Linked DNA regions of Homo sapiens: region 2 is linked to region 1. Evidence: read pairs that join two places in POLR2A ChIA-PET (ENCODE). Cell type or tissue: PC-3. All regions are shown on one strand.

The links. Peaks named below come from ENCODE experiments on the same cell type or tissue, not always from the same donor. Only the 100,000 strongest peaks of a DNase experiment are listed, where the experiment ranks them.
Region 2: POLR2A ChIA-PET joins it to region 1 with 6 read pairs; 2 of 35 experiments call an interaction of 5 or more read pairs at or near these places.

The regions. Positions count from the first base shown.
Region 1 is chr10:33,962,455-33,964,954 of GRCh38, forward strand. No RefSeq gene overlaps it. Among named protein-coding and RNA genes, the nearest start is that of LINC02629, 60 kb to the left of the region's middle. In PC-3, no CTCF peak of the experiment used is centred here; a DNase peak (open chromatin) is centred at 1,427.
Region 2 is chr10:34,311,507-34,314,006 of GRCh38, forward strand. The region is part of intron 20 of PARD3 (par-3 family cell polarity regulator); the gene reads right to left. Among named protein-coding and RNA genes, the nearest start is that of LINC02629, 410 kb to the left of the region's middle. In PC-3, no CTCF peak of the experiment used is centred here; no DNase peak of the experiment used is centred here.

The DNA of each region.
Region 1 (2,500 bases):
CAGCTTTTGATTTTAAGCAAGGGATGTGTGACTCTTCCTTTCACTCGAACATTGGGGGCCATTGTAGGGTTATTAATTGGCCTAATTTCAACACTGTTGTGTCCCTGGGAATAGAGAGACCTATTCTCCAAAGAGAAAAGAGGGAGAGAGAAAGAAGATTGGCCTGTCAGTGGAGCAGTCAGAACACATGCAAAATTCAGTGGGGTACGGTGGCTCAAGCCTGTAATCCCAGCACTTTGGAGGCCAAGGCGGACAGATCACTTGAGGTCAGAAATTCCAGACCAGCCTGGCCAACATGGTGGAACCCCATCTCTACTAAAACTACAAAGATTAGCCAGGCGTGGTGCTTGTGCCTATAATCCCAGCTACTCAGGAGGCTGAGGCAGGATAATCGCTTGACCCTGGGAGGCAGAGGCTCCAGTGAGCTGAGATCGCGCTGCTGCACTCCAGCCTGGGTGACAGAATGAGACTCTGTCTCAGAAAAAAAAGAACACATGCACAATTTATCAATCAAGTTGACTGGCACCCCAAAACAATTATAATAGTAACATCTAAGCTCACTGATCACAGATCACCATAGCAGATATAATGATAATGAAAATGTTTGAAAGAATTACCAAACTGTGACCCGGAGACACGAAGTGAGCACATGTTATTGGAAAAAATGGCATTGACAGATGTGCTCCAGACAGGGTGGCCACAAACTTTCAATTGGTGAAATAAACAAAGTGCAGTAAAACGAGGTATACCCATCTTTACCCCCACTTTTCTGTCCTCTGATGTGGGGGGATCACTTCAGCCCAGGATTTTAAGGCTGCAGTGAGCTGAGATCACGCCATTGCTCTCCAGTCTAGGAGACAGAGCAAGATCCTACCTCTGAAAAAAAAAAAAAAAGAACACTACGGATTAAGTGATTTTTCCTCCATTTTACCCACTGATCTATGCCTCTGGCACTGTCTGGCCACCTGATATAAGGCTAGGGCCTAGTGAAGATTGCATAGGTGGGAATAACTGATATTATTCTTCTTAGTGATGGCCTAGTTCCAGTGACCTCCTTGTCTGTATATGACAATTCCTCCCAAATTCAACCTACTCTTTCAAGATTAAATAAAAATACATTATCCTCCTTCATTTAACTTTTTCTAAGTCACACATCAAAGCAATCAGTTCACATTACCAAGTGTAGCATAAGTTGAATGGATGTGTTAGGAGCAAAATACGCACCTCCACCTTTGCCTGATGAGGAAGCCTACAGGTGCGTTGTGGACTGGCACCCCAGTGCCTCAAAAATATAACCTTAATGCACAGAGGAGTGTGCCTCCTAAGGCATTAACCATCTGTAGCAGTGTTATAACAGCAGCCCCAATCTATTTTTCACAGTGACTTCTTCATGGCTCATGGTTCCGCAATAATACTCAGAACTCAAATTGTTTCACATCCAGAAAACCACAAACTATGAATACATATATAAGCCATACCAATAAACAGAGCCATTGCTTGAATAAAGATATTTTTATTGCCACTCATTAAATTACTATGTTTGAAATGTCTTAAACAAATGCTTTGGAACAGTATCATGCCAAACGTACCCACACACACAGAAAGGCAATTCGGCTTCAAAAACAGCGTGCTCACAGCCACCATGCTCTGATTGGAGCCACATGGTGCTCTGGGCTTCCATGTGTTGGCTTTTCCACCAAAACCAACTCAGAACATTTCCTCCAAGGACCCCTTTCCCATTTCCTCCCCTCTTCTGATTTTGGACACATTTGAAGAAACTTGAATGTTCTTTATCCTTTACCCAAGGGTAAAAGAAAACACAAAATGATCGTGATCAGATGTTTATTTAACATCTATAGAGAGCCCATATATATGTGTTTTTTAATCCCTGAGCTATCAAGACTACATTTTACCTGTTCAAATAAAGATTAACCCACCTCCCAGCCATAATCAGTATCCAGTTAATTTTTAGGAGGATGCTAGAAGGATGATATACCACCTGAGTGGCTGCCTGGAGCCTGGGGCATGGAGTTGCAGTGCTTGGTGTGATTACCTGGGCAGAGCCAAGGCACCTCATGAAGCTGCGGATGGGGAGAAGCCCTGGGATACTTCTCACCTGAAACACAGATTGGTAGAGCACAGCCCCAGCTCATGGGAGAAGAAATGAAATGATGAAAACTTACTTTACATAGGAAGAAGCTGAGATATGAAGTTGACTCCACTTATCCAAGACCCCACAGCTCCTGAGAACTGGAAAAAAAGAGTAAGACTGAGGTCTAACAGGCTTCAAAGCCCAAACCGTTCCTGCCCCATCATTTAGAATCCAAAGAAATCCTTACAACAAGATTTCACTTTAGCATAAGAAAAGAGTACATTTCAACCACAGAACAATAAAATATTTATTTCATTGAATGTCAGTTGTTCAATAGTTAGTACCGTTTAAAAGCAGAGTTTGACCAGATGCGGTGGCTCACGCCTGTAATCCCAACACTTGGGGAGG
Region 2 (2,500 bases), 350 kb after region 1:
CAAACCACAGTAAGGACCATTGGAGATCCACCTGCACTAGCATTGGATCTGTGATTCGAACACTTGGCCGGGCAGACTCTTTCCAGAAACATTTATGAAAGAGTGTGTGCTCTCTCGACACGTGGTCTCAGCAAACCTTGGGATTACTATATGCCAAAGTAGCTCTGCTTTTTTCACACGGGAAGAACCTGCTGGTTCAGCCATCTAAGCACAGAAATTTATTTTCCTACACCACCACCCCCCTGCCAACCACCCATTTTTGGTCTAAACTCTGTAATCCACAAAGGGACTGAAACCTTTGCCAAAAAGGCCCTTTCAAACTGGTCCATCTGGTCATGAATCTATCCGTTGCATCTCATCCCTGATGGGTGACTGTACCAGCCCACACACCTCTTTGCCTCTGCCCTGAATCACCTGTAACATCTGCCTGTGTCCCAAAGTCACTGGTGGTTACACAACACAACCAAATGGGTGGTGGCCCTTTACAGAATCTTGAAAACTCTGATTCTAATATCCAATGGGTGTGTGCTGATGATTTCTGAATACGCCAGCAGTGAGAGGACTATGGTTTTCCACTATGAAAAGGGGCCAATAAAGAAAGGAAAGAGAAAAAAACACGTCTCTGCCTTTTCAAGCGTAATTTAAACCCCAAGCTTGAAATCAAGATCCAAAAGTTCCAAATGGATTAATAAGGAAATTACTAAACCATCAAACTGCTGATGTCGTAAACAAAATTCGTCAACAGCCACTAAGAATTCATTAAAAGTAAATTTATTGTTTGTTTAAAAAAAACAACAACTGTGCAATATGTGCTGTTCAAGACATGTTTTGAATCGCTTTGTTGTTCATCTCTTCTCGGGCTTCAGTTTGGCAAGGCTAAATGAGAGACACGGTACAGACACACAGTTAGTACAGGTGAGGAAAGCAACAAGAATCTGTGTTTGTTCTTTTCTCAAATGCCTAAGATGTATAATCCAAACTACGACATTCAGTTTTTAAAACCTGATTATGTTCATTGTGTTCTGAAAATGATCATATTCTAAAAAGGAAAAGAGAGCAATAAATCTGATTTCAGCCAAACAAGGTTACAAACTAAATTATCTATTTCCTCTTCAAAACTGAATAAAACAATGCTTCGGGGACCCAGGTAATCATTTTAAATGTAATTGGAGGATTCAATTTTAATGGTAATATTGCAACATTTCTTTTGCTTTAGCTTTCTGCAGTGATAGGTTCTCAGCTATCACATATGGACAACAGCTAGAAATAAATCTGAGACATGTACAATAAGGTCACGTCTAAGAACCTTCAGTTTTAGAGTACATACAATTCTATGATATTCAAACGATAACAGTTCCAATTTTGCAGCAAAGCAATATCAAATTACACTTACTCTAGGGCTCACAAAAAGCGAGCACATGATTTTAACTTCTTAATATCTGACAATACAGTATTTTATTATCTTGCTGGTTATTTCAATTTGGAGATTAAAAACTAAGGCAAAACCATGTTGCTTAAGAAGGCTGCTTTCCTTTAAAAACGAACACATTTAAAACATTAAAAAACATATCTCCCTCCTCCTAAAGTACATACTCAATTTCCTCTTTCGTGACAATTTCATACAATTGAAGAATTCTCAGAAATATCCTCCAGTATTAAATTTGAATAGCCGAGTGTCTGAGAATCAAACATACACAGACTCAAACTTTGTGCTCCCCGCTTTGCTCTGCAATCTGCACACAGAATGATTACATTTACAAGTCATGTTTACCTGTTTTGTAAGCACACTCAGGTTTCTTAGATACAAAGCCATTTTAATTAAGGTGATAGAAGCTCCTTGTGTGCAAAAGATGTAGTATGTATGAGGAGAAATTAATACAAACAGGAAAAACTTTGCATTTGTTATTTGATTCCTTATAGATTTAAATTTCTGATTTAAGACTTGCATTAAGGCGGCTTTTGTAGTTCATATACTCCATAATTTATAAACAGAAGAGTGATTCATATGACTCACATTCTTTCCTAGAGCTGTTTATTAATAATTAAATCATCTTTGTGACTACCATTCAATGTGTCAAACAGAAAACCATGCTGTCTGTATATGCCAATGACTAAAAATATCTACTCAAGGTACCATCATTTCCTCTGGTAGAGTTTTTAAAACAAGGCCTATCTATTTGACCCTCATCATATTTAACCAAATATCACAGACAACCTGTTGGGGTAGGAATAGTGTATGAGTGGGAGTTGCAGGGAGGCAACAGGATGATGGGGGTAGGACAGGATGGTAGAGGGAGGAGAGCCTGTGAGCCTGTTTTTAAAGGAAAACATATTACTTCCTCAGGCAGACTAAAGAGAACAAGCTCATGTGCTGCTATATTTACCTACAAAACTAGACTCCCACTACTGAATGTCCCTTAGCCTTTTGTTTTCTGAGCTACAAGATAGAAAGAAAAGGATCACACACACAGACACACCCCTACTTTATACTTCAGGCCTG